Regions from separate parts of the Homo sapiens genome. Here region 2 is linked to region 1. A link is a loop called in an ENCODE intact Hi-C map of the cell type or tissue named here. Cell type or tissue: heart left ventricle. All regions are shown on one strand. Links, peaks and the distances in the headings refer to the core of each region. The heading gives the core; the rest is flanking DNA.

Region 1 (15,865 bases), core at 3,925-11,924:
GTAGTCCCAGCTACTCCAGAGGCTGGAACACAGTGAGACTCTATCTCAAAAAAAAAAAAAATAGAAGACATGACTGGTGCAAAGACACATGCTCACAAGTGCTAGAATGGAATTCCTCGTCAGGTTCGTCCATCTGTGGACCCTTCCACTTTACCTGCTGGATGAAGCTCCTGGGACCCGCAGGGTGAGGTGGGACCTTGTAAAGCTGCAGAACGTCATGGGGTAGACCCAAGGGAAGGAGTGCTGGGGTGGAGGAGGTCAAAACCATCCTCTTTTCTTCACTTCCCTTATCATCAGCAGACACTTGGGGCACCTACCTTTTAACCACAGAGACGGGACTCCAGAAAGGTAAGTAGACAGCTGGGGCCATAGGCTCTGAAGGAAGGGGCTGGGCATAGAGTAGACCTAGGAAGGGAATCTAAATGGGAACAAGAGGGTGTCCTTGGCCAGGCGCAGTAGCTCACACCTGTAATCTCAGCCCTTTGGGAGGCCGAGGCGGGCAGATCATCTGAGGTCGGGAGTTCAAGACCAGTCTGGCCAACATGGCGAAATCCCATCTCTACTAAAAATACAAAAAAATTAGCCAGGCGTGGTGGCGTGTGCCTGTAGTCCCAGCTACTTGGGAGGCTGAGACAGGAGAATAGCTTGAACCCAGGAAGTGGAGGTTGCAGTGAGCCGAGATCGTGCCATTGCACTCCAGCCTGGGCGACAAGACTGAGGCTCTGTCTCAAAAAAAAAAAAAAAAAAAAAAAAAAAAAAAAAAAAAAAGAGGGTGTCCTTACATCCCTGTCAGCGATCACCCTGTTCTCCTGCCTACAGACCATGCCCTCTGGGATCACACTGCCCAGAATCTCCTTCGGATGGGCCTGGCCTTTCTAGTCCTGGTGGCTCTAGTGTGGTTCCTGGTTGAAGACTGGCTCAGCAGGAAGAGGACTAGAGAGCGAGCCAGCAGAGCTTCCACTTGGGAAGGCAGGAGAAGGCTGAACACACAGACTCTTTGAAGAATGACCATGAGACACAGTGGCCATGGGTGGATCTGAAAGCTGGTGTTGAGCCTGGGCGGCGTGAGCTCTGTGTTGGACCCACGGAGGAGGGAGTCACTGCAGGGAAAGAGGGACACTGGCATTCCATTTGTCAGAGCATCCCGGACGATGCAGAGGGTGGGAGAACTACATGCTAAATTTCTTTTTTTTTTTTTTTGAGACAGAGTTTTCTCTTGTTGCCCAGGCTGGAGTGCAATGGCGCGATCTTGGCTCACTGCAACCTCTAGCTCTCCATCCCTCGGGTTCAAGTGATTCTCCTGCCTCAGCCTCCTGAGTAGCTGGGATTACAGGCATGTGCCACCACCCCAGCTAATTTTGTATTTTTAGTGGAGACGGGGTTTCTCCCTGTTGGCTGGTCTCGAACTCCTGACCTCAAGTGATCTCCCCGCCTTGGCCTCCCAAAGGGCTGGGATTACAGGCATAAGCCGCTGCGCCCAGCCACTGAATTTCTTCTGTAGACAAATCCTATGGTCTCTTCTAGGCTCTAACTATTTTTGTACCACTTACTGCAAACCATACTTTTAACCACTCTGGTCTTTTCTGAAAAGATCTCTCCTTCTTTAACAGGATGGCCATGGAAATATTTTTTTCCTACTTTGGTCTTTTTTTCTTTCCTTTCTCTGCAGGAAGCCATTCAAAATAGTTAATAACCAATATAGAATAGGTCTGTATCAAATGGTTCAGGAGGCATTGTGGCAACAACCAGTTGTAGAGAAGCAGCTTTATAAGTGAATCCTGCCAGGCACGGTGGCTCACACCTGTAATCCCAACACTTTGGGAGGCTGAGGCGGGCAGATCACCTGAGGTCAGGAGTTCGAGACCAGCCTGGCCAACATGATGAAACCCCATCTCTACTAAAAATACAAAAACTCGGCCAGGCACGGTGGCTCATGCCTGTAATCCCAGCACTTTGGGAGGCCAAGGTGGGAGGATCACCTGAGGTCAGGAGTTCGAGAGCAGCCTGGCCAACATGGTGAAACCACATCTCTACTAAAAATATAAAAATTAGCCAGGTATGGTGGCGTGTGCTTGTAATCCCAGCTACTCAGGAGGCTGAGGCAGGAGAATAGCTTGAACCCGGGAGGCGGAGGCTGCAGGGAGCCAAGATCGCACCACTGCACTCCAGCCTACGTGACAGAGCAAGATTCTGTCTCAAAAAAAAAAAGAAAAAAAAAAAATAAGTGACTCCTGGCTGCATCCCAACCATACCCCAATTCCTTCTAACCACAGAATTATTCCATCTTCTCTTCCTTTTTTTTTTTTTTCTTTTTTTTTGTTTGTTTTGTTGGGACAGAATTTCACTTTTTTTTTTTTTAATGTAAGTTTTAGGGTACATGTGCACAACGTGCAGGTTAGTTACATATGTATACATGTGCCATGTTGGTGTGCTGCACCCACTAACTCGTCATTTAACATTAGGTATATCTCCTAATGCTATCCCTTCCCCCGAGTTTCACTTTTGTCACCCAGGCTGGAATGCAGTGGTGCAATCTTGGCTCACTGCCACCTCCACCTCCAGGGTTCAAATGATTCTCCTGCCTCAGCCTCCTGAATAGCTGGGATTATAGGCATGCACCACCACGCCCGGCTAATTTTTGTATTTTTAGTAGAAATGGGGTTTCACAATGTTGGCCAGACTGGTCTTGAACTCCTGACCTCAGGTGATCCACCAGCCTCGGCCTCCCAAAGTGCTGGAATTACAGGTGTGAGTCACCGTACCCGGCCACCATCTTTGCTTCTTTATCCACACCTTGCCTTGTTCTTCAGGGCTCTGCAGAGATATCATTTCCTCCAAGAGTTTCCACAACTCCGACTTCACAAAGATAGCACTTTTTTTTTTTTTTTTGAGACAGTCTCACTCTGTAGCCCAAGCTGGCGTGCAGTGGCACAATCTCAGCTCACTGCAACCTTCGCCTCTGGGGCTCAAGCGATTCTCCTTCCTCAGCCTCCCAAGTAGCTGGGACTAGAGGCGCGCGCCACCACACCCGGTTAATTTTTTTTGCATCTTTAGTAGAGGTAGGGTTTCATCATGTTGCCCTGGGTGGTCTCAAACTCCTGAGTTCAGGTGATCCCCCCGCCTTGGCCTCTCAAAGTGCTAGGATTACAGGCGTGAGCCACTGCGCCCAGCCAAGACAACACTTTCCTCATCCCAAAGCACCTGTTAATTCCCTGTAACAGCACTTGAACCCTGATTCGGCATGCATGTCCATTTTCCTGCCTCTACCGTGAACTCGTGTGAATTGATCTATGTCAGATTTAGTGGCTGCATTCACAGCTCCCGCAACTATAACGGGGTTCTCGGGAAATATATATCAAATGAGTGAATGTATATACGGGGCTGTGGCACAGCCTGCAACTTGAGACTTCTCACTAGGGGTCTTGAAATGCTGTCTGGACACCACCATCGCTTTCCTCCCTGAGAACTTCTACTTATCAACCCATTTATATACTCATCGCATGGGTCCTCACGCCCTCCCATTATTCTGGTGCCTCATGCCGGTCAAATTTATTCTCTAAATCTGATTTTTCCATTAAATAGCAGCCTGGCCAACACGGTAAAACCCCATCTCTACTAAAAAATACAAAATATTAGCCAGGCGCAGTGGCTTGCACCCGTAATCTCAGCTACTCGGGAGGCTGAGGCAGCAGAATCACTTGAACCCGGGAGGCAGAGGTTGTGGTAAGCCGAGATTGCACCACTGCACTCCAGCCTGGTAACAGAGCGAGACTCCCTCTCAAAATAAATAAACTGCTGACTCGCGTATTTTTTCTTTACCCCAACTCATTCCTTACATGTAGGCACCTGTAATCCTAGCTACTCAGAAGGCTGAGGCAGGAGAATCGCTTGAACCTGGGAGGCGGAGGTTGCGGTGAGCCAAAATCGTGCCACTGCACTCCAGCCTGGGCGACAGAGCGAGACTCCATCTCAAAAAAAAAAAAAAAAAAACCACATAGGCTCAGTCTTTTCAGTATCTGCTTTACTGGTTCAGTAAAAGCCAGGAAACACAACTTTGTGGTAATCTGAATGTTATTGAACTGTATTTTGTTCACTTTATTGTAAATACTAGTGAACAGTGAATAAATGGTTGTATATTCCTAATAAGAAAAAAAAAAAAAAAGACCCAAAGTACAGCGAGCTGATGCCGATCTCATTTCGCAGAGGTCCGCCTGCTCTCCCCTCTCCAAGAGTGTAATCCTATGCTTAATAAACTTATGCCGCTTTGCTATGTGTGTGTATCACACCCAATTCTTTGTTCGAAACACCAAGGGCCTGGAACTTCACAGCTTTGGCTGGTAACGGGGAGCAGGGGTAAAGACATTTAAAAGCTGCTTGTGTTAACCATAATCGCCATCCCATATATCAGACCCCCAGAACTAACTCATCTTATAACTGAATATTGTGCTTTTTTTTTTTTTTTTTTTTTGAGACGAAGTCCTGCTCTGTCACCCAGGCTGGAGTGCAGTGGCGCGATCTTGACTCTGCAACCTCCGCCTCCCGGGTTCAAGCGATTCTCCTGCCTCAGCCTCCCGAGTAGCTGGGACTACAAGTGCGTGCCACCACGCCCGGCTAATTTTTGTATTTTTAGTAGAGACGGGGTTTCTCCATGTTGGTCTCAAACTCCTGGTCTCAGGTGATCCACCCGCCTTGGCCTCCCAAAGTGCTGGGATTACAGACGTGAGCCACCACACCCAGCTACTTGTGCTTTTTGACCAACATCTTCCTCTCCTACCACCCCCAGCCCCTGATAACCTCCACCTACTCTCACTTCTAGGAGATCAACTGTTCTATTTTTTTTTTTTTTTTTTTTTTTTTGAGTCTCGCTCTGCACACCCAGGCTGGAGTGCAGTGCTGCAATCTCGGATCACTGCAACCTCCGCTTTCCGGGTTCAAGCGATTCTCCTGCCTCAGCCTCCAGAGTCGCTGGGATTACTGAGCCACCGCGCCCAGCCAGAAGACCCACGCTCCCTAAGACATAACCCACACTGGTGGCCTTTGTTCTGACTTCTCACCTGTGCTCCCCACCCGCTAGAAACTGGCTTCTCTCCCCACACTTCCTCTGAAGCTGTCTGTGTGACCAACACTAATGAGCTTCCTTCCTGGAACATGCAGTGACCCTTTTCAGCCCTTCTCATTATTGCTCCCCCACAGTTGTATTTGACACGTTGACCACTTCCTCCTCGAAGGACTCACTTCTCTGGCTTTCTCGGACACTTCTTGCTACTCGTTTTCTGACGGTTACAGTACCAACAGGTTTGCAGGCACCTCCACCACCAGAGCCAATCCCAGCTACTCGGGAGGCTGAGGCAGGAGAATCGTTCAAACCCGGGAGGCAGAGGTTGCAGTGAGTCGAGATTGCGCCACTGCACTCCAGCCTGAGTGACAGACTGTGACTCCTCAAAAAAAAACAAAAACAAAAACAAAAAAACTACAGTCTTGCTCTGTCGCCCAGGATGGAATGCAGTGGTGCCATCTTGGCTCACTGCAACCTCTGCCTGCTGGGGTCTAGCGATTCTCCTGCCTCAGCCCCCCAAGGAGCTGGGACTACAGGCATGTGCCGCCACGCCTGGCTAATTTTTGTATTTTTAGTGGAGATGGGGGTTTTACCATGTTAGCCAGGTTGGTCTTGAACTCCCGACCTCATGTGATCCGCCCACCTTGGCCTCCCAAAGTGCGAGGATTACAGGCCCCCGCACCCAGCCTAGGATCCTGCACCTCTCTAGCCTAGCAGTTCTCTGCTGGGTGATTTTGCTCTCCACTCCAGGGGACATTTGGCAATGCCCATGGTAATTTTTAATTGTCATGACTTGGGGAGGGGTTCTACTGGCATCTGGTAGGTAGGGTCCAGGGGTGCTGCTCAGCTTCCTACAATGCCCAGGGCAGCCCCAGATGGCAGCAGCACCAAGGCTGAGAAACACTGGCTCATGCAGAAAGCAACCACCTTACACCCTTCAGTGCAGGGACAAAGGCAGGGTTACGAGTCCACGGAAACTCTCCAGTCTCAGCCTACGTAAGACGTGGCTATTTTTCTTTCTTATTGTTTTTATTCATTTATTTTTCTTGAGACAGAGTCTTGCTCTGTCGCCCAGGCTGGACTGCAGTGGCGCGATCTCTGCTCACTGCAAGCTCCGCCTCCCGGGATCACACCATTCTCCTGGGACTACAGGCGCCCGCCACCTAGCCCGGCTAATTTTTTGTATTTTTAGTAGAGACGGGGTTTCACCATGTTAGCCAGGATGGTCTCGATCTGACCTCGTGATCCTCCCGCCTCGGCCTCTCAAAGTGCTGGGATTACAGGTGTAAGCCACCGCACCCGGCCTTATTCATTTATTTTTTGAGATAGAGTCTGAGCCCTTTATTTTATTTATTTAGAGACCAAGTCTCGCTCTGTTACCCAGGCTGGAGTGCAGTGTCGTGGCCTCAGCTCACTGCAACAACCTCCGCCTCCCGGGTTCAAGCGATTCTCCCACCTTGGCCTCCCAAAGTGCTGGCATTACAGACACCCACTACCATGCCTGGCTAATTTTTTGTACTTTTAGTAAGTAAAGACAGGGTTTCACCATCTTGGTCAGGATGGTCTCGAACTCCTGGCCTCAAGTGATCGGCCCGCCTGGGTCTCCCAAAGTGATGAGATTACAGGCGTGAGCGACCACACTGGCCTAATGTGTAGTTTTTTATCTGTGGCCTCCCTTCTGCCCTCCCCCTTCTGAGACTCTGAAGCCCATTACATCACTCTGCCTTTGTGTACCAACAGCTTAGCTCCCACTGAGAACATACAGAGCCAGGCACGGTGGCGGTGGCTCACGCCTGTAATCCCATCACTTTGGGGGTGCTGAGGCAGGTGTATCGCCTGAGGCCAGGAGTTCAAGACCAGTCTGGCCAACATGGTGAAACCCCATCTCTACTAAAAATAGAAAAATACATAGCTGGGTGTGGTGGCACGTGCCTATAATCCCAGCTACTAGGGAGGCTGAGGTTGGAGAATCGCTTGAACCCAGGAGGCGGAGGTTGCGGTGAGCCAAGATCACACCATTGCACTCTAGCCTGGGCAACAAGAGCAAAACTGTCTTAAAAAAAAAAAAAAAAAGTGAGAACATATGGATTCTACTCCTGTTAGAATAATGGCCTCCAGCTCCATCCAAATTGCTGGAAATGACATTATTTCATTCCTTCTAATGGCTGAATAGTATTCCATGGTACATAGACACCACGTTTTCTTTATCCACTGTAGGGACCAGCCCCACAGGGTCGGTGGGTCTCTCCCTGTGTGCGGCGACGAGAGAGTGTAGAAATAAAGACACAAGACAAAGAGACAAGAGAAAAGGCAGCTGGGCCCGGGGGACCACTACCACCAATGCGCGGAGACCGGTAGTGGCCCCGAATGTCTGGCTGCGCTGTTATTTATTGGATACAAGGCAGAAGGGGCAGGGTAAAGAGTGTGAGTCACCTCCAATGATAGGTAAGGTCACGTGGGTCACGTGTCCACTGGACAGGGGGCCCTTCCCTGCCTGGCAGCCGAGGCAGAGAGGGAGAGGAGACAGAGAGAAAGACAGCTTACGCCATTATTTCTGCATATCAGGGACTATTAGTACTTTCCCTAATTTACTACTGCTATCTAGAAGGCAGAGCCAGGTGTACAGGATGGAACATGAAGGCGGACTAGGAGCGTGACCACCGAAGCACAGCATCACAGGGAGACGGTTAGGCCTCCGGATAACTGCGGGCGAGCCTGACTGATGTCAGGCCCTCCACAAGAGGTGGAGGAGCAGAGTCTTCTCTAAACTCCCCCGGGGAAAGGGAGACCCCCCCCCCCACCCGCTGCCCCTTTCCCGGTCTGCTAAGTAGCGGGTGTTGTTAATTGACACCTTTTGCTACCGCTGGACCATGATCCGCTTGGTGACGGGTGTCTTCCCAGACGCTGGCGTCACCGCTAGACCAAGGAGCCCTCTGGTGGCCCTGTCCGGGCATAACAGAAGGCTCGCACTCTTGTCTTCTGGTCACACCTCACTATGTCCCCTCAGCTCCTATCTCTGTATGGCCTGGTTTTTCCTAGGCTATGATTATAGAGTGAGGATTATTATAATATTGGAATAAAAAGTAATTGCTACCGGCTAATGATTAATGATACTCATATATAATCATATCTAAGATCTATATCTGGTATAACAATTCTTGTTTTATATTTTATTATACTGGAACAGCTCGTGTCCTCTGTCTCTTGCCTCGGTGCCTGGGTGCCTTGCCGCCCACAATCCACTCATTATTCAATGGGCACTTCGGTTGGTTCCACATCTTTGCAATTGTGAATGGCTGAGCCAGCCATTCTTAACTGGGGGTGATTTTGTCCCCATGGGGGTATCTGGCCACATCCCGAGAGGTTTTTTGGTTGTCACGAGTTGCAGTGGGGGCAGGCTCAGGCTCATCCAAGTCCAGGGGTGCTGCTATACATCACGTGATACACAGGACAGTCCTTGCTACGGACTGAATTGGTCCCACCAAACGTCATGTACAAGCCCTACCCCAGATGTGACTCTATTTGGACACAGGGCTTTTCAGAGGTAATTAAGGCTGGTCAGGCGCCGTAATCACAGCACTTTAGGAGTTCTGTGTTTATTACTGGTAAGTGGGTAAGAGCCCAGTGTGGCAGCTCACGCGTGTAATCCCAGCACTTTGGGAAGCGAAGGCAAGGGGATAACTGGAGGCCAGCAGTTCAAGACAAGCCTGGTCAATACAGCAAGACTCCATCTCTATAAAATATTTTAAAATTAGCCAAGCATGTTTGGCATGCACCTGTAATCCCAGCTCAGGAGGCTCAGGTGGGAGGATTCCTTGAGTTTAAGGCTGCAGTGAGCTAAGATCGCACCATTGCACTCCAACCCGGCTGTGGGCAACACAGCACCACCACCATCTTGGCTGGGCACGGTGGCTCACGCCTGTCATGCCAGCACTTTGGGAGGCCGAGGCGGGTGGCTCACCTGAGGTCAGGAGTTTGAGACTAGCCTGGCCAACATGGTGAAATCACGCCACTGCACTCCAGCCTAGGCAACCAAGTGAGACTCTGTCCGCCCCACCACCCCACCAAAAAAAAGACTACTATCTTAAACAAAATCAAAATTTTTAAGTAGATAAAATATTTAGGGGAAAAAAACTTCAATTAAATATGCAGCAGAGTCCGACCCAGATGTTTTCACTCCCAGCCTCTACCTACTATCTTTGTGTCTTTATTTTTAGCAAATTCTACACGGGAACTTCATGTGCATGTAGAACCCTAAATGTTGACTCAGCCCTACCTCTCATCACCTGACCACTTCCTTTATTCACGCTGTCTCTACCACCCTTCCCATCGGTGTGAGCTGTATCCCGCTAAACACTGTTACCACCCACAGCCTGCATTACTACCAGCTGACTGTAGCCTTAAACACCACAGTGATCTCGAGCATTTGAGAAGACTTATCTTGACAAGGGCTCACGAAAGACAGCAATGCTCAACAGCAAGATAAATGAGGGCCTTCATGGGATCATTCAGTGCTGAAGCCACTCAACCTCCAGGTTTGGGTTAGTAAAAAGAACTTTGTCAGGCCAGGCACAGTGGCTCACGCCTGTCATCCCAGCACTTTGGGAGGCCAAGGCGGGCAGATCACCTGAGGTCAGGAGTTCAAGACCAGCCTGGCTAACATGGTGAAACCTCGTCTTTACTAAAAATACAAAAATTAGCCAGGCATGGTGACGCACACCTCTAGTCTCAGCTACTCCGGAGGCTGGGACAGAAGACTCACTTGAACCCAGGAGGCAGAGGTTGTAGTGAGCCAAGATCGCACCACTGCACTCCAGCCTGGGCGACAGAGGCAAGACTCCATCTCAAAAAAAAAAAAAAAAAAAAAAAGAAAAGAAAACTTTGTCATACAAGCTTTCAACCTAAAGCATTAGCCATATGCCCGTGTTTTTGTGCCTGGGACCATGACAACTTTCCCCATATCAATGCTCTTATTTTTTTTTTTTCGAGACAAGAGTTTTGCTCTTATTGCCCAGGCTGGAGTGCAGTGGCACAATCTCAGCTCACCGCAAACTCCGCCTCCCGGGTTCAAGCGATTCTCCTGCCTCAGCCTCCCGAGTAGCTGGGATTACAGGCATACACCACCCCACCCGGCTAATTTTGTATTTTTAGTAGAGACGGGGTTTCTCCATGTTGAGGCTGGTCTCGAACTCCTGACCTCAGGTGATCCGCCCGCCTCGGCCTCCCAAAGTGCTGGGATTACAGGTGTGAGCCACAGCGCCTGGCTGCTCTTATTAAAATAGTCTCATCACCTACCGCAAGCGTGGAGAGCCAAGTGAGGAGAGGGGTCAGTCCCTTTTGGCAGCGCCTGGAAGCCAGTGCTAACATCATGGTGACAACTTTTCATTCTTAAGGAAAATTGCGGAGTGACTTCTATGCATTTTCTATGAATGACCAAATACAGGGTGTGGAAAAGCTGTGTTTGCCATGGCAATGGGAAGCCGAGAGAAACGGGGAGGCGAGAGAGACAGAGACATACACAGAGACTCCCAGAGACAGCCACACAGACTCACACAGAAACAGACAGACAGGCTGGGCTCGGTGGCTCACGCCTGTAATCCCACCACTCTGGGAGGCTGAGGCGGGTAGATCACCTGAGGTCAGGAGTCCGAGAACAGCCTGGCCAACATTGTGAAACCCCGTCTCTAGTAAGAATACAAAAAATTAGCCAGGCATGGTGGCACAGGGCTGTAATTCCGGCTACTCGGAAGGCTGAGGCAGGAGAATCACTTGAACCTGGGAGGCGCGGTTGCAGTGAGCTGAGATCACGCCATTGCACTCCAGCATGGGCGACAAGAGTGAAACTCCGTCTCAAAAAAAAAAACAAAAAAAAAAAACGAAAGAACAGAGAGACACATACAAAGACAGAGATAGAAACGCCCAGCGACAGAGACACACACAGAGAAACACAGACAGACACAGAGACACACACACAGAAACAGACACAGAGACAGAGAGACAAAAAGACAGACACAGAGAAACAAAGAGAGACACACAGAGACAGAGAGAGAGAGAGACACATACACACACACACAGAGAGTAGGAGGCGGCCCGTGGGAGCCGAGCAGAACCAGCGTGAGGCAGGGCCATCTTCTGAATTAAAGGCAACAGTGACTGTAAGCTTGTGCTTTGTGAGTAACAGGATAGATTAGAACAGGGCTGGCTGCCCATGGCCCACGAGCTGTTTCTGGGAAGCCTCCGCAGGTGCCAGCCAGGCCCTGCGCTGCTTCCATGTCCAAAGGCACAGCTGAGAGCTGATGAGAGACCGCGGGGCCCACAGTGCCAAGCATATGAACTATCTGGCCCGTTTGTCAATGCGTGGGTTGATCACATAAGTTATGATCACATAAGTCACAAAGACACACTGATCACATAGATGCACCTGGCAGATAGTAGACCACATGGCGCCTGAGTTAGGGAAGAAAAGAAATAGAAGAATCAACCGAATCATCCCTGAACTTCTTAGCAATACTTCCTCCTAGACAAAGCACAGAGTACCATGTTTATTGCAGGTTTGCTCCTGAGCATGTCAATAAACGCAGCTGCAACGAGAGTGCTCTAACTTTATTATCCCTGTGAGAAAGTACATAGCGTCATGTGAAGGGGGTGCGTGACTCGTGCAGAATCTCCCAAAAATAGTGAGAAAACCAGTGTCAAATCCTACCTCTCGACAGACTCTAGTGTTAACATGTGACCCTCTGACCTGCATTCATAAGACATCTTAGAGACCCGAATCCCGCTTCCTGTGTAATTCGTAGAGCGATCCCAGGCTGCTCAGCAAAAAAAGTCACAGCACGGAGGTGCCGTTGCCCCGGAAGCATTGCAATCAATAGTCAGCTTGGGATTCTTTTCTTTCACTTCCTCCAACAGCTTCTTGATTTCCAAATTAGTTTCATAGGTCTTCAACCTGGAGGGATCAGAGAACACAAATGTTCCCAGAAATTCATTCTCAACTACCCAGGATGCCTGAATATCTGTTTTCAAACACTCAAAGCAGGAAACGTTTTTGGGATTTTCTGGGGGACAGGGTCTTGCTCTGTTGCCCAGGCTGGGGTACAGTGGTGCCATCTTGGCTCTCTGCAACCTCCAGCTCCCAAGTTCAAGCAATTCTCATGCCTCAGGCTCCTGAGTAACTGTGATTACAGGTGTGCACCACCACGCTTGGCTAAGTTTTGTATTTACAGTAGAGATGGGGTTTCGACATGTTAGCCAGGCTGGTCTCGAACTTCTGGCCTCAAGTGATCCATCCACCTCGGCCTCCCAAAGCCATGGGATTACAGATGTGAGCCACAGCACCCAGTCAGAAAAGTTTTCTAAAAAGAAATTTAGACCCACACAATGGGGATCCTTATAAGTCTAAGAAAAAAAAGATTATGGCCAGGCACGGTGTCTCGCACCTGTAGTCCCAGCACTTTGGGAGGCCAAGGCAGGCAGATTGCTTGAGCTCCGCAGTTCAAGGCCAGCCTGGGCAACACGGTGAAACCCTGTCTCTACCAAAAATAGAAAAAGTTAGCCAGGAATGGTGGTGCACGCCTATAGTCCCAGCTACTCGGGAGGCGGAGGCAAGAGGATCACTTGAGCCCAGGAGGCGGAGGTTGCAACGAGCTAGAGATTGCCCTACTGCACTCCAGCCTGGTAACAGAGTAAAACATGCCTTTAAAAAATAAATTTAAAAAATAGATAATCAGGCTGGTGCACGGTGACTCACGCCTATAATTCCAGCACTTTGGGAGGCCGAGGCGGGCAGATCACCTGAGGTCAGGAATTCGAGACCAGCCTGGCCAACATAGTGAAACCCCGTCTCTACTAAAAATACAAAAATTAGCTGGGCATGGTGGCAGACAACTGTAATACCAGCTACTCAGGAGGCTGAGACAGGAGAATCGCTTTGAACCTGGGAGGCAGATGTTGCAGTGAGCCAATACCGCACCACTGTACTGCAGCCCGGGTGACAGAGCGAGACTCTGCCTCCAAATAAATAAATAAAAAATAGTGGCAAATCAAACCTTCAGTAGAACTAAGAGAATGCCAGAGTGAACCCCAGGGTTAATGATAGCAAACTTGGCTCTAACGTGGCTGCAGCATGCAAGCCTGTGTATGTGAACATGAGGGGTGGTGATTGTGGAGACACTGGCTTGCTATGTTGCCCAGGCTGGTCTCAAACTCCTGGCCTCAAACAATCCTCCCACCTTGGCCTCCCAAAGGAGGAACTGAGGAATGAGAAAAGAAATACGCCCCAAACATATGACATAAGAGACCACAGGGGGCTAGAGATTTGTCACCAATAGTCCTTGGTGGCATTACAGACCTCGGTCCCACCAACAAGAGAAGCATGACACTATTTAGCTCAAGTTTCATGATATACCCCTAAAACCTTAACCCATTTATGCCAGAGGTTACAATTATTTGAACTGCAGACGTGTGAAAAATCGTACCTTGAGCAGGATATAAATAACTCCCACATGCTTAGCGTTCCAATAATGCAACACTGGGCATCATGAAGCAGTTTACATGCGTATCATCTCTACAACTAAAATAACTCTTGAATAAGACAAGTGGGCTGTGCACAGTGGCTCACGCCTGCAATCCGGGTACTTTGTGAGGCCAAGACAGGAGGATCGTTTGAAGCCAGGAGTTTGAGAACCTCGGCAACACGGCCACACAGTGCAGCAGAGCAAAACGTTGTCTCAGAAAAGAAAAGACAAAGGCAAGAAGAAACTAAAGGTAGATTACGTTAAAATAAGTCACTGAGGCCGGGCGCGGTGGCTCACGCCTGTAATCCCAGCACTTTGGGAGGCCGAGGTGGGCAGATCACCTGAGGTCAGGAATTCGAGACCAGCCTGGCCAACATAGTGAAACCCCATCTCTACTAAAAATACAAAAAATTAGCCGGGCGTGGTGGCGGGCGCCTGTAGTCCCAGCTGCTCGGGAGGCTGAGGCAGGAGAATGGCGTGAACCCGGGAGGTGGAGCTTGCAGTGAGCCGAGATCGCACCGCTTCACTCCAGCCTGGGCGACAGAGACTGGAGTCTCTGTCTCAAAAAAAAGACAGATTCAAAAAAAAAGACAGACTCCGTCTCAAAAAAAAGACTCCGTCTCAAAAAAAAATAAAAAATACAAATAAGTCATTGAAAAGATATACACGGGTCACAACTAAGGGAGCATCTGTAGGACGATCTTCTGAAAAGCTAAGACCCAGGACAGCTCTGGGAACTACCTATTTTTGGATATAATGATTAGGGGTGTGTGTGTGTGTGTGTGTGTGCTCATGCACACACATACACACAAGCTTCCAGTCTGTACTCCAGGATGATTTAAACTCTCAGTATGCCTAGGACTAAGTGTTTTGGGGGAAAGTTGGACAATATTCAATTCACAGAGCATTTTAGAAAAGTATCTAATTTTTAAATTATCTCCTAAGCTAGGAGTGTGCTATAGAAAGATGCCTTAAGTTGATCCCTACAAAGAGTACACACACTCCCAAAAAAACTCTTCTCTGCATGGGAAATTCACCATGTGAAACAGCCATCCCAGGGCCGAGCACAGTGGCTCACGCCTGTAATCCCGGCACTTTGAGAGGCTGAGGCAGGTGGATCACCTGAGGTTGGGAGTTTGAGACCAACCTGACCAACATGGTGAAACCCCATCTCTACTAAAAACTACAAAAATTGGCCAGGTGCAGTGGCTCATGCCTGTAATCCCAGCACTTTGGGAGGCCAAGGCGAGAAGATCACCTGAGGTCAGGAGCTCGAGACCAGCCTGGCCAACATGGCAAAACCCCATCTCTACTAAAAATACAAAAATTAGCTGGGTGTGGTGGCGAGCGACTGTAATCCTAGCTACTCAGGAGGCTGAGGCAGGAGAATCACTTGAACCCAGGAGGCAGAGGTTGCACTGAGCCGAGATAGCGCCACTGCACTCCAGCCTGGGGGACAGAGAGAGACTCTGTCTTTAAAAAAAAAAAAAAAAAAAAAAAATTAGCCAGCTGTGGTGGTGTGTACCTGTAATCCCAGCTACTCAGGAGGTTGAGGCAGGAAAATCGCTTCAACCTGTGAGAAGGAGGCTGCAGTGAGTCAAGATCGCGCCACTGCACTCCAGCCTGGGCAACAGTGAGACTCCATCCCAAAAAGCAAAAACCAAAAAGGCCGGGTGCAATGGCTCACCTCTGTAATCCCACCACTTTGGGAGGCCGAGGCAGGTGGCTCACCTGAGGTCAGGAGTTCAAGACTAGCCTGGCCAACATGGTGAAACCCCTCTCTACTAAAAAATTAGCCAGGCATGGTGGCAGGCATCTGTAATTCCAGCTACTTGGGAGGCCAAGGTGGGAGAATCGCTTGAACCCAGGAGGTGGGGGTTGCAGTGAGCCAAGATCGCACCACTGCACTCCAGCCTGGGCTACAAGAACAAAACTCCGTCTCAAAAAAAAAAAAAGAAAAAGAAAAAAATTAGCTGGACATGTTGGCATGCCTCTAGGCCCAGCTACTCATGAGGCTGAGGCAGGAGAATTGCTTGAACCTGAGAGGCAGAGGTTGCGGTGAGCCAAGATTGCGCCACTGCACTCCAGCCTGAATGACAGAGCACGACTCCATCTCAAAAAAACAAAAACAAAAAACAAAACAAAACAAAACAAAAAACCCATACCTGAGTATCTTCAAGGATCCAGTTCTTTGTCTTAGAACCCCAAAGAGCTTAATTATGCCACTCTTCCACAAATGATTCTGGCCCAGGTCCAGAGTTTCAAGCTTCTGATTGCTGAGGAGAGCAGATCCAAG
Region 2 (15,865 bases), core at 3,551-11,550, 260 kb before region 1:
ACTCAGTTATTTCTCCTATCCAGCTGTATTTCTATACTCCGTAACTAACATCTCCTTATCTCCCACCCTTTCCAGCTCTAGTAACCACCAGTCTACACATTTTTTTTTTTTGAGACAGAGTCTTGCTGTGTCACCCAGGATGGAATGCAGTGGCGTGATCTTGGCTCACTGCAACCTTTGCCTCCTGGGTTCAAGAGATTCGCCTGCCTCAGCCTCCTGAGTAGCTGGGATTACAGATGCATGCCACCACGCCAGGCTAAAGACAGGGTTTCACCATGTTGGCCAGGATGGTCTCGAACTCTTGACCTCAAGTGATCCACCCGCCTCAGCCTCCCAAAGTGCTGGGATTACAGGCATGAGCCACCACGCCCGGCCTTTTTTTTTTCTTTTGAGACAAGGTATTGCTCTGTTGCCCAAGCTGGAATGCAGTGACACAATCATGGCTCACTGCAGCCTCAACCCTCCAGGGCTCAAGCGATCCTCCTGCCTCAGACTCCCGAGTAGCTAGGACCACAGTGCACACCACCACGCCCAACTAATTTTTGTATGTTTCGTAGAGAAGGGGTTTTGCCACATTGGCCAGGCTGGTCTGGAACTCCTGACCTCAAGTGAACCACCTGCCTTGGCCTCCCAAATCACTGGGATTACAGGCACAAGCCACCACACCTGGCCAACCAGTCTACTCTCTCTGTTTAGGAATCCACTTCTTTAGCTCCCACGTATGAGTGAGAACATTCGAGATTTGTCTTTCTGTTCCTGGCTTATTTCACTGACCATAATGACCTCCAGTTCCAACTATGTTGCTGTAAATGTCAGGATTTCATTCTTTTTTATGGATGACCCCTCTTCCATTGTGTATACATACCACATTTTCTTTACCCTTTTATCCACTGATGGACACTTAGGTTGATTCCGTATGCTGACTTGTGAAGAGTGCTGCAATAAACACACGGGTGCAGGGACTCTTGTGATGTCCTGAGATTTTTTTCCTTTGCATGAATATTCAGTAGTGAACTCACTGGATTTTACGATAATTGCAGTTTCAGTATCTTGAGGAATCTCCGTGTTTTTTTTTTTTTTCTTTTTTTGAGACAGAGTCTCACTGTCGCCCAGGCTGGAGTGCAGTGGCGTGATCTCGGCTCACTGTAGGCTCTGCCCCTCGGGGTTCACACCATTCTCCTGCCTCAGCCTCCCGAGTAGCTGGGACTACAGGTGCCTGCCACCTCGCCTGGCTAATTTTTTGTATTTTTAGTAGAGACAGGGTTTCACCCTGTTGGCCAGGATGGTCTTGATCTCCTGACCTCGTGATCCGCCCGCCTCGGCCTCCCAAAGTGCTGGGATTACAGGTGTGAGCCACCGCGCCCGGCCGGAATCTCCATGTTTTCCATAATGGCTGTACTAATTTATATTCCCACCAACAGTGTCTAAGAGTTATTTTGTCAGCACATCCTCACCAGCATGTTTTTATTTTATTTTATTGATCTATTTATTTATTTGTTTGTTTGTTTAGATGGAGTCTCACTCTGTCGCCCAGGCTGGAGTGCAGTGGTGCCATCTCAGCTCACTGCAACCTCCAGCTCCTGGGTGCAAGCGATTCTCTTCCCTCAGCCTCCCGAGTAGCAGGAGCCTCCTGATTACAGGCGGGCGCCACCACGCCCGGCTAATTTTTGTCTTTTTAGTAGAGACGGGGTTTCAACATGTTGGCCAGGCTGGTCTCAAACTCCTGACCTCGTGATCCGCCTGCCTCGGCCTCCCAAAGTGCTGAGATTACAGGCGTGAACCACTGTGCCCAGCCCAGCATGTTTTTATATGTTTCTTTGATAATAGACATTTTAACTGAAATAAGATGATACTCATTGTAGTTTCGATTTGATGCCAGTGATGATTGTGGGTTTTTGTTTGTTTGTTTGTGTTTTGAGATGAAGTCTCGCTCTGTCACCCAGATTGGAGTGCAGTAGTGTGATCTTGGCTCACTGCAACCTCTGCCTACTGGGTTCAAGTGAGCCTCCTGCCTCAGCCTCCTCAGTAGATGGGACTACAGGTGTATGCCACCACGCCCAGCTGTTTTTTTTTCTTTTTTTGTATTTTTGGTAGAGATGAGGTTTCACCATGTTGCCCAGGCTGGTCTCAAACTCCTGGGTTCAAGTGATCCACCTGCTTTGGCCTCCCAAAGTGCTGGGATTACAGGTGTGAGCCACCGCGCTTGGCCGATGATTAGTGTTTTATATAGCTGTTGGCCATCTGTACATTTTCTTTTGAGAAGCAACTATTCAGATGCTTTGCATACTTGTTAATGGAATTATCTGGGGATTTTTTGTTGAGGTGTGTTTCTTCTAGGCCTAATTTGTTGATAGTTTTAATGATGAAGGGATGTTGAATTTTGTCAAATGTTTTTTTAACATCTATTGTGATGATCATATAATTTTTTTTTTTTTTTTTAGACAGAGGGTCTCTCCTTCACCCAGGCAGGAGTGCAGTGGCGCGATCTTGGCTCACTGCAACTTCCACCTCCTGGGTTCAAGAGATTCTCCTGTCTCAGCCTCCCGAGTAGCTGGACTACCGGTGCACACCACCACACCCAGTTAATATTTTGCATTTTTGAGAGAGATGGGGTTTCATCATGTTGGCCAGGCTGATCTCGATCTCCTGACCTCAAGTGATCCACCCATCTCAATCTCCCAAAGTGCTGGGATTGCAGGCATGAACCACCGCGCCTGCCCATGATTATATGTTTTTTGTTCTTCCTTCTGTTGACATGAGATATCATATCTATTGATTTGAGAATGTTGAAATATCCTCCCTTCTGGCTGCTGTGTGGACTGCGAGCTCTCCTACCCTCCATGGTCTTCCAATCCCACTGTCCCCAGGCCAACTGCTCCCAGACTATGCAGTAGTCTCATGTGCATGGAGCAGTTGCAATTGATCCTGGTGGTGACAGAGGGGTTGGTGTTTCAGGCATGGCACAGTCAGAGGAGGTCCCAAGGAGAGACCAAGAGGTAAACTTAAGTAGAGCTGCACCCCTTCCTTGGCATCTGTAGAACCCTGGATAAAATCAAATACGCCAACCCAAATGCCCATCAATGATAGACTGGATAAAGAAAATGTGGCACATATACACCATGGAATACTATGCAGCCACAAAAAAGGATGAGTTCATGTCCTTTGCAGGGACACAGATGAAGCTGAAAACCATCATTCTCTGCAAACTAACACGAGAACAGAAAACCAAACATCACGTGTCCTCACTCATAGGTGGGAGTTGAGCAATGAGAACACATGGACACGAAGAGGGGAAAATCACACACCGGCACCTGTCACGGGCTGGGGGGCTGGGGGAGGGATAGCATTAGAAGAAATACCTAATATAGACAACAGGTTGATGGGTGCAGCAAAATACCATGGCACGTGTATACCTATGTAACAAACCTGCACGTTCTGCACATGTATCCCAGAACTTGAAGTATAATAATAAAAAAAAAGAAAACGAAACAATGAAACATGGGTTCTTATGAATCACAGAACACCCGTGACCCCAAGTTAAGATGGAAATTTATGATTCATTCCAACTAGGTCCTGTTTTCAGTATCTCACAAAAGCTTGACTCTAGAGTGAAATATACTTGGAAATGAATGAACGACTCTTGTGGTCTTTTTACTTCTTGTAAGGCTTTAGGATCCACCCGTTTGAATACCTATGACCAGGACCTCCTGCAATGCTTCTCTCTCCACCTCCAGGCATCCCTTCATTCAGATAATACCAATTCATCATCACCATCTGACCTCTCCTTCAGCTTCTTCACCACCCTCCATCTCAATTGCTTTCTGTTTTTCTTCTTTATTTTTTGAACTTCAACTTTTATTTTAGATACGAGGATACATGCTCAGGTTTGCTACATGGAACTATTGCACCCAGGTGGTGAGTGCAGGACCCAGTGGGTATTTCTTTTATCCTGTCCTATTGCGTTAAATCTTTCCTTCCCGGGACTGGTCCTATCTCTAAACTTTTTGCGTAGTGATTTTATCAACTTAATTTTTGCTAGGATGCTAGATTTTCTAGGAGGGGAGGTAATTTGAAATGAAGTCTGGGTTACTGTGAATCCAGTATATCTGCTTTGCTCGCCTTTATCTCTTGTGTCCTGGGATGGCCACAGGTTGACATGTTTAAATGTTTCTTAAGTGAGGATGGATAAGATTTACTGAGTGGTGAGTGCACGAATACAAAAGCAAAATGAGGCCGGGCGCGGTGGCTCACGCCTGTAATCCCAGCACTTTGGGAGGCCAAGGCGGGCAGATCACCTGAGGTCAGGAGTTCGAAACCAGCCTGGCCAACATGGTGAAACCCCATCTCTACTAAAAATACAAAAGTTAGCCGGGTGTGGTGGCAGCTGCCTGTAATCTCAGCTCTCAGCTACTCGGGAGGCTGAGTTAGGAGAATTGTTTGAACCCAGGAGGCCGAGGTTGCAGTAAGCCAAGATTGCACCACTGCACTCCAGCCTGGATGACAGAGTGTCACCCTGTCACAAAAAAAAAAAAAAAAAAGAAGCAAAATACAAGAAGTCCAGGACTGGTAAAGGCAAGGCATGTTGAGCGGTTAGAAAAGGGGTGATGACATCGAAAAACCTCCTGGCATTTCCCAGTCCTTGCCTAGCACAGGTTACTCTGAAAGCAGGACTTAAGACAAGGATATGAGCGCAGGTAACTGATTTGGGAACCAAGTTTAAGGGAATAGGGTTCCCTTATGAAAGAGAGAAGGAGAGGAATTCCTGAAATCAGCATGCATTGCGGACACCACTACAGCAGGTAATATGGACAGGTCCACACCAGGATCTCTGATAATGTGCAGACCATCATCCAGAACTTCCCGCCAAAACAGGAGATACTCGCCAATATGTGTATGGCTTTCTAGCCCCCATTTCTGGGAGTTTCTTTTTCCCCAGCCACTGTCAGACGCATCAAGCTTTGGCTGAAATAGCTTCCAATAAGGTCCTTACACACAAATGTGGAGAGACACATGGAAATCCTCGAAATGAGATACTGTCCCGTGATTCTGAGAGTGACCCAAAAGGATACGGAATGAGGTACTAAAAGCAGGTGCTTGGAAACCTGAGGGCAGTGGTGTTCATGCGTTTCCCGGCACTTTGACTTTCAGCCTCCTGCAAGCCTCTCCTTCTTTGCCTTCCTGACCGTTAGATACAATTAATTTGGGGTTTGTTTTTTCTGCTTCCTCTTTCCCCTCCCACCCTATGTTTCAGTTCTAAAGTTAGAAGGTCCTCTCATCCTTTTAAGAAGAACAGAGACAGAAAATGGTTAGTCACCATCTAGGACAGACTACAATTCCAGATCATTGCAGGACGTGCCCACTCAAATGGATGATTATTGAGAGCTGGCCACCTGAAGTGTTTTACACAGGCAGTGATCTAAGGGTTGAAGCTATCTGGCCTTTTTGCTTGCTTGTTATGTATTTATGGCTTTTTTCCTTTTCAAAATAATTTTACTAAATATTTAATTCACCAACTATATATATTTATGGGGTACAATGTGTTATAAATGTATACACTGTGGAATGATGGAATCAAGACAGTTAACATGTCCATCACTCCGCATACTAACATCTGTGAAAACATTTAAAATCTATGCTTGGCTGGGCGTGGTGGCTCATGCCTGTAACCCCAGCAACTTTGAGAGGCTGAGATGGGCGGATCACCAGAGGTCAGGAGTTCGAGACCGGCCTGGCCAACATGGTGAAACCCCATCTCTATTAAAAATACAAAAATTAGCTGTGAGTGGTGGCGGGTGCCTGTAATCCCAGCTACACAGGAGGCTAAAGCAGGAGAGTCTCCTGAACCCAGGAGGCGGAGGTTGCAGTGAGCTGAGATCACACCACAGCACTCTAGCCTGGGCGACAGAGTGAGACTGCATCTCAGAAAAGAAAAAATATATATATATATTTTGGAGCTACATCGTGCTAGCGCTGCAGAGAATGAGTTTTGTTTTGCGACACAGTTTTTAGATGTCTACCGGGCTCTGGTGGAGATGGAATGTTTGGCCTCAAGTGGGCAGGTCCCATGGGACATGAGTAGCCGACCATGACCTGGCTGCGTACTGGCCCACCAAGCATTCGACTGGCGTGCCCAGCCACTCTCCGTCATCGCAGAGAAGTGCTCTATGTGAGATTTGGTTAAAGGAGTCCCTGAAGGCCTGTGGGAGGCAGAATAGTGACCTCCCAGAGATGTCCACCTCCTGAGGCCCAGACCCTGTGAGTTGGGGAAGCTTATGTGGCAAAAGGGACTTTGCAGATGTGATTAAGTCAAGGATCTTGGGTTGGGGAGATTACCCAGGTGGGCCTGATGTAATCACAAGGGGCTGAGTAAGTGAAAGAGGAAGACAGGAGGGTCAGAGTGAGAGAAGGAGGTGAGTGCATGGAAGCAGGGGGCAGATAACGGGACTGGTGGCTTTGAGGTTGGAGGGAATGGAGAGGCAGGAATGCGGGAGCCTGCAGAGGCTTGAACAGGCGAGGGAACAGATTCTCCTTGGAGCCTCCAGGAGGACACGGCTCTGATAGCAGCTTCATTTTAGCCCAGGGAGACCCATTTTGGACTTGTGACCTCCGGGACGGTAAGTCAATAAACCTACATTATGTGAAGCCACTAAGCTTGTGGTGATTTGTTATGGCAGCAAAAGGAAGCTTTATGGTTCATCTGTACCCTGAAAATGCAGGTTTTTGGTTTTTTTTTTTTTTCACTTGTTCAATGATGTACCCCCAGTGTCAGGCGCTTTGCAAACACACGATACATACGGGTTGATGTTTGGTCAAGAGAGGAATTAAGACCAGGCAGACAGCAGGCTGGGATCAGAGAGACCCCATTTCTGTCTGAAATGTCTGCAGAGAACCTGGTGCCTGCCTCAGCCCTAGCTCTGGGGAAATGAAAGCCAGGCTGGGGTTCAAATGAGGGCAGTTTCCCTTCCTGTGGGCTGCTGATGGAACAACCCCATGACGAGAAGGACCCAGCCTCCAAGCGGCCACACCCTGTGTGTCTCTTTGTCCTGCCGGCACTGAGGACTCATCCATCTGCACAGCTGGGGCCCCTGGGAGGAGACGCCATGATCCCCACCTTCACGGCTCTGCTCTGCCTCGGTGAGATTTAAAGAGGGGGAGGGGAGACCCGAGTCTTGGAGGAAATTTGCCTCACAGCCAGGCCCTGGTTCTTTAGGAGACTCAAAAATCTCAGGGTAGCCGGGCGCGGTGGCTCACGCCTGTAATCCCAGCACTTTGGGAGGCCGAGGCGGGCGGATCACGAGGTCAGGAGATCGAGACCATCCTGGCTAACACGGTGAAACCCTGTCTCTACTAAAAATACAAAAAATTAGCCGGGGGTGGTTGCAGGCGCCTGTGGTCCCAGCCACTCGGGAGGCTGAGGCAGGAGAATGGCGTGAACCCGGGAGGCGGAGCTTGCAGTGAGCCAAGATCGCACCACCGCACTCCAGCCTGGGTGACAGCGAGACTCCGTCTCAAAAAAAAAAAAAAAAAAAAATCTCAGGGTAAAGAGAGGACCTGCTCAGGCTTCCGGGGCAAATCCCTCACAGGGAACTCTCTTCCAGGGCTGAGTCTGGGCCCCAGGACCCACATGCAGGCAGGTGAGTCTGTCCCCAGCTGTCCCAGGTCCCTCCTCCTCACTGGGACAAGGGGCCACCCATGGGCAGCTGGGGGAGGAGACAGCAGTTCTGGGTGACTGATGAGGATGACGGGGGGGTCCTGGGGCTGAGAGCTGGGATCTGAGGGCTGAGGAAGGTCTTGGGATCCAGCCTCTGATTTTCTTCCAGGGCCCCTCCCCAAACCCACCCTCTGGGCTGAGCCAGGCTCTGTGATCAGCTGGGGGAACTCTGTGACCATCTGGTGTCAGGGGACCCTGGAGGCTCGGGAGTACCGTCTGGATAAAGAGGAAAGCCCAGCACCCTGGGACAGACAGAACCCACTGGAGCCCAAGAACAAGGCCAGATTCTCCATCCCATCCATGACAGAGGACTATGCAGGGAGATACCGCTGTTACTATCGCAGCCCTGTAGGCTGGTCACAGCCCAGTGACCCCCTGGAGCTGGTGATGACAGGTGAGAGGACACTCAGGGGTCCCAGCCCCAGGCTCTGCCCTCAGGAAGGGGGTCAGCTCTCAGGGGCATCTCCCTCTCACAGCCCAGCCCTGGGGATGATGTGGGAGGTGGGAGCCCCATTTAACACGGTGCCTCCTTCTCTCCTAGGAGCCTACAGTAAACCCACCCTTTCAGCCCTGCCGAGTCCTCTTGTGACCTCAGGAAAGAGCGTGACCCTGCTGTGTCAGTCACGGAGCCCAATGGACACTTTTCTTCTGATCAAGGAGCGGGCAGCCCATCCCCTACTGCATCTGAGATCAGAGCACGGAGCTCAGCAGCACCAGGCTGAATTCCCCATGAGTCCTGTGACCTCAGTGCACGGGGGGACCTACAGGTGCTTCAGCTCACACGGCTTCTCCCACTACCTGCTGTCACACCCCAGTGACCCCCTGGAGCTCATAGTCTCAGGTGAGGCTCCTGACCCTGTCCTCTCTGAGCTCAGTGGCTCCGTTCATGCCCTGCTGCCAGGAGAGCTCTGGGCAGGGATGGAGGGAGAGGGGCTCAGCCAGTGGGGGACTCAGCCCTCAGAGGGGAGGAGGACAACAGGGGCCCTCCCAGGCATGCCCATGCTCTTCTCCCTCACCTAGGGTCCAGAAGGTGCCAGGTGGACAGAGAAATGGTCCTTGGGAAGCTGCAGGGCAGATATAGGGAGAGGTTCAATTTGATGTGGAGACCCAAGGGCAACCCCAGACTCTCACCCTCCTCTTGTCCTTCTACCCAGGATCCTTGGAGGGTCCCAGGCCCTCACCCACAAGGTCCGTCTCAACAGCTGGTGAGTCTCAGAGGCCTCTGTCCAGAGAGTTTCCAAAGCCCGAGGCCTGTCTCAAGACATGCTCAGTGGATCTAAGTCCTCGTTCCAATTCTCAGCTGGGCTTGCTTCCACGGGTGTGGGAGTCGGGCAGCGACTTGGGAGGCACCACAGGCTCCCAAGGCCCTGAGGCTGGGCTGGTGAGGGGTGAGGGGGTCAAGGCTGAAGGAGATGTTGCGGGGAGAAGCCGAGCTGATGTGGGGAGCAGGGCAGCCCCAGCCCTCACATCCCTGTTCTAACCCAGCAGGCCCTGAGGACCAGCCCCTCATGCCTACAGGGTCAGTCCCCCACAGTGGTGAGTGAGGGGCTCTGAGTGGGAGGTGGGCAGGGTCTAGGGGAGCCAAGGGTGGGTTCTGTCCTAGGTTAAGGCTCCTCTGGAGGTGGTGATGTGGACAGGCCCCTCCCCTGCATGGGCCTCAGTTTCTCCAAGTGTAAAGGAGAGAGGCCTGCGGGTGGGAAAGTTCCTTTCAGCTCTGACTCCCAGCTGTGCCCTCCTGGGAGAGGAGGCCTCCCAGGGAACCTCCCAGACCCGATTCCGCAGGGGCCTGTCCGGTCCCACCTGCAGCAGAGACGGTGACCTGGGGCAGGGGAGGGGAGCAGGGCGGTGGTTCAAGACAGTCAGGCTCTTTCCCTGCAACTCTGGGGCTTGGCTCTGGTGCAGGAACAAGGGCTGCAGCTCAGACTCCCGGGTTTCCTTCCCAGCTCTGCCGCTTCCTGGCTGGAGGGGTCTGGGGCAGGCGATTCCCCTCTCTGAGCCTCAGTTTGTGCATCTGTGAAATGGGTGGAGAGAGGGTGGCAATCTCAGGTTGCACAACTGCTGTGAGGGTTGGAGGTAATGAAAGAAAGACCCAGCACACACAGTAGGTGCACACACAGTAGGTGTGCACATCAATGACATCATCCCCATTCCTGATGTCATCACGCCCAAGGTCTGAGAAGGCACTGGGAGGTACTGATCGGGGTCTTGGTGGTCTCCATCCTGCTTCTCTCCCTCCTCCTCTTCCTCCTCCTCCAACACTGGCGTCAGGGAAAACACAGGACATTGGGTAAGTAGGAAATTGGGGGACCCGTGGGCTGATGGAGGGTGGGCTCAGGGCACCAGCCAAAGGGACTCCAGATAGGAGAGGTCATCTTAGAAACTCTGCTCCAGAAATTCCCAGTGAGAAAATCTAGAAAGAAGAAAATGAATGAGGGAGTAATGGAAGTGCTTTATTCTTTCGGTTTTTCTAAACTTAGAAAGTATTTAAAACATCCTTGCAAGTGTATTTTCAGGTTTCCTTTCCTCTTGACTTGCATGTGCAAGGCAGGTGGTTCTAACGTTCCCAGAGCTGAGACTCTGTCCATCTTCCCCCAGCCCAGAGACAGGCTGATTTCCAACGTCCTCCAGGGGCTGCCGAGCCAGAGCCCAAGGACGGGGGCCTACAGAGGAGGTAATTCTGCCCAAAGACCTCAGACTCCCACCCATCCCAACAGCCACCTCACTGTCCCCTTACACTCCCGTATCCTCCCCCAGGTCCAGCCCAGCTGCTGACGTCCAGGGAGAAAACTTCTGTGAGTGAGAGGCAGAGAAGGTGCACCTGGGGTGGAGCTGGGGGTCCCAAAATTTCAATAGCAATGGGGGCAGGAGCACAGGCTAGGATTGGTCAGGGACTCAGGGAGAAGTGGTCTGAACCCACATTGTGGGACCTCGGGGACATCACAGCCCCTCCCTGCGTTGCAGTGGCACTAATGGGAACAGGGCAGGGACCAGCAGGAATGAGAGGTCCCAGGGAACCTTCCCAGGAGATGAACCCCTTGCTCTACCCCAGCAGGTGCTGCCGTGAAGAACACACAGCCTGAGGACGGGGTGGAAATGGACACTCGGGTGAGAACCCGCCCCTGTCCCCGGCACCAAAGGCCTCCTGGTGCCAGATCTAATCCTGCAGGACTTCTCTGTCCTCCTTCCCCCGGCTCTCAGCATCGTCACGGTGGACCCCTCCTTGTCCAGCACGCTGCCTCCTGCCTGCTGGGACCTCACTCTCTCCTGCTGTCCTGGGACCTCATGGGCCTCCTCCCGGGTCCCCTTCCTGCTCCTCATCCTCTGTTTGGCCATCTGGTTGTTAGAGAGCTCCCCAGGCCTCAGGAGGATGACGAATAAATGAACCACTCCAGTCCCCTGGGCTCCCCTTCATTCATTCATCTAGTGAGTGTTCCCAGGGAGCTCACTGTGGATGGGGCTCCCCATGGGAGCTGCAGACACAGCAGGGAGCAAAGCCGCCCCCGCCTCCTGAGCTCACCTCGTGGTGGGAGACAAAATGCAAATAAATGCATCGTGTCCAGGAGTGCAACGTGCTGTAAGGAACATAAACCAGGTAAAGGGCAGAGAGTGTGGGGCAGTGGGGCCAGTCTGAATGGAAAGGGAGGGCTGTCTGCTCAGCTGTCATCTGAGAAGCCTGGACGGAGAGGGCCACGTGATCCTCTAATGGACGAGCCCCTGCAGGCAGAGGAAACAGCCGTGCAAAGGCCCCGAGGCAGCAGCGAGCTCTTGCAGGAAGGCCGCGTGAGGCTGCAGCCAAATGGGCAAGGTCAGAGTGAGGAGCAGAGACCAGAACCACAGGGAGGGAGCGGCCAGACCCTCCACGGCCTTAGGGCATCCCTGAGATTCCGTCAGGAAAGGGATGTAATCGGATCACCCTGGGAACAGTGGGGAAAATTGACTCCAGGGAGTCAGGAGGATTCAAGGACACCCCCCACCACTGTCTCTCTCCAGCAGAGCCCACACGATGAAGACCCCCAGGCAGTGACGTATGCCAAGGTGAAACACTCCAGACCTAGGAGAGAAATGGCCTCTCCTCCCTCCCCACTGTCTGGGGAATTCCTGGACACAAAGGACAGACAGGCAGAAGAGGACAGACAGATGGACACTGAGGTGAGTCCTTTCCTCTCCAGGCCCCCAGGCCTCCCCCACCCCCACCACGTTCCTTCCCTCTCACTCTCCCCCGCTGCAGGCTGCTGCATCTGAAGCCCCCCAGGATGTGACCTACGCCCGGCTGCACAGCTTTACCCTCAGACAGAAGGCAACTGAGCCTCCTCCATCCCAGGAAGGGGCCTCTCCAGCTGAGCCCAGTGTCTATGCCACTCTGGCCATCCACTAATCCAGGGGGGACCCAGACCCCACAAGCCATGGAGACTCAGGACCCCAGAAGGCATGGAAGCTGCCTCCAGTAGACATCACTGAACCCCAGCCAGCCCAGACCCCTGACACAGACCACTAGAAGATTCCGGGAACGTTGGGAGTCACCTGATTCTGCAAAGATAAATAATATCCCTGCATTATCAAAATAAAGTAGCAGACCTCTCAATTCACAATGAGTTAACTGATAAAACAAAACAGAAGTCAGACAATGTTTTAAATTGAATGATCATGTAAATATTACACATCAAACCAATGACATGGGAAAATGGGAGCTTCTAATGAGGACAAACAAAAAATAGAGAAAAATTAATAAAGTCAAAATGTTTATTCTTGAAAACATTAATGATACATGAATCTTGGCCACAATGAGAAAAATAAAAATGAAAAAAGAGCAGGCATCCATTTCCATACAGGAACAAAATAGGAGGCAGCACTACAGACCCTACACACAGCTTTACAGAGGTGAAAGAAAACTGTCAGCAATTCTATGCTGACATAACAGAAAATGTAGATGAGATAGATGAAATACGAAAAATTACAGTTTACTTAATGAACATAAGGATAAATAGAAAAACTGAATCATCATACATAAACATATATAAAATGCATTGATCCTGTAATCAAAAATGTTCCCACAAAGTAAATGCCACTTCAGCAAGGTTTGTTGGTGGTTTTTTCAAACTCTTATGCACTCATGAAACACACAGACACACACACACACAAACTTGCATAAATTTTCCCTGAGAATATTTTGTATATATTTACACAAATACATTTGATCAGACTAGGAACAAGTTGATACCAAAACCTGAAAAGGAAACTACAGAATGGGAAAGTCATAGAAGATCTCTCACAGAAATATAAATCCCTTAACAAATATTAACAAGTAAGATTCATGTCTCTATAAAATAGACAGTATATCATGACCACACTGGTTTTTTGTTATCCTTTGATTTTGTTTATGAAAAGCAAGGATAGCTTAATTTTCAAAAACTCAATCAATGTAATTCAGTATTTTAACAAAAGGAATGAAAAATTATCATCTCAATAGACAAAGCTTTTGTCTGAGCACCTTTTCATATAGCTGCTGACCATTTGTATGTCTTCTTTTGAGAAATGCCTGTTCAGCTACTTTGCCCATGTTTCAAGTAGTTTTTGGTTTCTTGCTGTTGCTTTGTTTTAGTTCCTTACATATTTTTGCATATTAACCCTTTATCAGGTATACAGCTTGCAACTATTTTCTCCCATTTCTGAGTTGTCTCTTCATTCTGTTTGCAGAAGCTGTTTAGAAGCCACACCTTTTGTCTATTTTTGCTTTTGTTGCTTGTGTTTTCAGGGCCATATCCAAAAAAACCTTGCCCGGACCAACGTCTTGAAGCTTTTCTCCCACCCATTTTTGTATATGGGATAAGGGTTCAATTTCATTCTTCTTCATATGAATATCCCCAGGATGTGTCCTATGCCCAGCTGCACAGCTTACCCTCAAACAGAAAATAATGAAGCCTTCTTCCTCCCAGGAAAGGGGACGTTCAGCTGAGCCGAGTGTGTATACTGCTCTGGCCATCCACTAGCCCAGGGAGGACCCAGACCTCCACACTCCATGGAGACTCAGTTCTCCTAGGACCATTTATTCAAAAGGACTGCCCTCTCTTGTTCTTGGAAACTTTGTTGAGGATCAATTCACCATAAATATGTGTGTTTCCTTCTTTGCTTTCATCCCTGTTGCACTGATCACTGTACCTGTTTCTATTCCAGTTCCATGATGTCTTCCTGGCTGTAGCTTTGTAGGATATTTGGGGATTCCATAGTGTGATATCCCCTTCTTCCCTTTGCTCAAGATTGTTTTGGCTATTTGGGGTCCTTTTGTAGTCCCATTCAAATTTTAGGATTGTTTTTCTATTTCTGTGGAAAACGACCTTGGAATTTTGTTAGGAATTGCATTGAGTCTGCAGGTATGAACTTTTTTTTAAAGTTCCAGGGCACATGTACAGGACCTGCAGCTTTGTTACATAGGTAGGCTTGTGCCATGGTGGTTTGCTGCACCTATCAACCCATTACCTAGTTATTAAGCCCAGCATGCATTAGCTCTTTTTCCTGATGCTCTCCCTCCCTTCATCATCCGCCCTCCCACTACAAGCCCCAGTGTGTGTTGTTCCCCTCCCTGTGTCCATGTGTTCTCATTGTTATACGAACATTTTAACAATGTTAATTCTTGCAGACCATGAACATAAGCTACCTTCCCATTTATATGCGTCTTGTTCAATTTCATTCATCAATGTTATAAAGATTTTAGTGCAGAGATATTAAACCTCCTTGGTTAAATTTAATTCTAAGTAATTTTTTAGCTATTATAAGTGTAATTTTTCTTTCGATTTCTTTCTGGATAGTTTGTTTTTAGTATATAGAGATGCTACCAATTTCTGCATGTTGATTTTGTATCCTGCAACTCTACTAAATTCGTGGATCAGTTCTAAAAGTTGTTTGGTTGAGTCTTTAGAGATTTTTATATATAAAATCATGTCAGCAAACAGAGACAATATCACTTTTTATCTGATTTGGGTGCTTTTGTGTATTTTTATTGCCTAATTGCTGTGTCTAGGACTTCTATTACTATGCTGAATAGAAGAAGTGAGAGCATATACTTTTGAGCAAGGATTCTTCCATCCTCCTCCTACAGAAAGGGCAGGTTCTAATTGCACTCTGGCTGAACTATTAGCACTTCTCATGCACTTGTGTGCTCAGCCCTCAGTCAGCCTCATTGGAAAGGGTCCAACTGAGGAAGGCACCAGATGTATTTGCTGCTAAGTCCTGGCCACAGACAGTGGATGACAGATGATTATTTAAATAAAGATTAGCTTTCCTTTCAAAGTTGGAGTGCTAACCCACCCAATGTCCCTAAGGCTTCAGGGCAGGACCATGGAAAGAGGAGGAGGAAGGTTCTGAGAACTAGACAAGGGGCACTGAGGAGGCAGAAATGAATCAAGTGCTGTATCCAGGGAGATGTGGAGGAGACTGTTAGAAAATAGTAACAAAAAAAGGGAAGCCCAAGCAGAGAATTGTTTGGTAGAAAGAATACCCACGACCCAGGGTCAGTGGAGGAGTTATGTTTTCTTCCCCTATTTCCCTGCATTTCTGCACTATGCACAGTGATATCGCTGTCACTTTCTCAGCCCTGCAGGCTTGTCAGAACCCAGTGACCGCCTGGAACTGGTGGTGACAGATGAGAGGACACTCAGGGATCCCAGCCCCAGGCACTGCATTCAGGAAGGGGTTCAGCTCTCAGGGGGTGTCTCCCTTCTCACAGCCCAGCCCTGGGGTATGATGTGGAAGGTGTGAGCCCCATTTAACATGGTGCTTCCTTCTGTCCTAGGATTCTACAGCAAATCCACCCTCTCAGCTCAGCCCAGCCCTGTCCTGACCTCAGGAGGTAAGGTGACACCATTATGTCCTTCACGGCTGGGATTTGACAGGTTCATTCTGACCGTGGAAGGTGAACACAAGCTATTCTGTCTCCTGGACCCCGAAAAACAGTCCGATGGACAGTTCCAAGCCCTGATCCTGGCAGACCCCATGACTTCTAGCCACAGGTGGAGGTTTACCAGTCTGGTTTAGCAGACTTTAGCACCTGAGACCAAGAGCTCCAGCAGCTCACTAGATTCTGACCATACCTGGAGGCAACCTGGTGAAAGAAGAGGCTTGGAAGGAACCAGCCCTCTGAGTCCCAGCTCCTCGCACACT

The links. A loop is a pair of places that touch in the nucleus more often than their neighbours do. Peaks named below come from ENCODE experiments on the same cell type or tissue, not always from the same donor. Only the 100,000 strongest peaks of a DNase experiment are listed, where the experiment ranks them.
Region 2: a loop joins it to region 1, with 2.7 times the contacts of the local background. A loop is called at or near these places in 11 of 110 quality-filtered maps.

What each region holds. Positions count from the first base shown.
Region 1 is chr19:54,911,871-54,927,735 of GRCh38, forward strand. NLRP7 (NLR family pyrin domain containing 7) reads right to left here. Exons shown (of 11, transcript NM_001127255.2): 10 at 15,735-15,865; 11 at 11,645-12,002. The coding sequence ends at 11,870. It overlaps NCR1 (natural cytotoxicity triggering receptor 1), which reads left to right. Exons shown (of 7, transcript NM_004829.7): 6 at 298-348; 7 at 820-1,203. The coding sequence ends at 1,001. Among named protein-coding and RNA genes, the nearest start is that of NCR1, 14 kb to the left of the region's middle. RefSeq lists enhancers at 8,457-8,958, 8,959-9,458. In heart left ventricle, for the core only: CTCF peaks have their summits at 7,961 (motif pointing left) and 8,160; no DNase peak of the experiment used is centred there; H3K27me3 peaks cover 2,724 bases.
Region 2 is chr19:54,655,934-54,671,798 of GRCh38, forward strand. It overlaps LILRB4 (leukocyte immunoglobulin like receptor B4), which reads left to right and starts at 7,052. Exons shown (of 12, transcript NM_001278426.4): 1 at 7,052-7,134; 2 at 7,599-7,634; 3 at 7,821-8,105; 4 at 8,253-8,552; 5 at 8,866-8,916; 6 at 9,197-9,247; 7 at 9,882-9,998; 8 at 10,307-10,382; 9 at 10,466-10,503; 10 at 10,764-10,816; 11 at 11,702-11,860; 12 at 11,940-12,785. The coding sequence starts at 7,101. The coding sequence ends at 12,086. In heart left ventricle, for the core only: no CTCF peak of the experiment used is centred there; DNase peaks (open chromatin) are centred at 7,008, 7,720 and 9,058; H3K4me3 peaks cover 301 bases.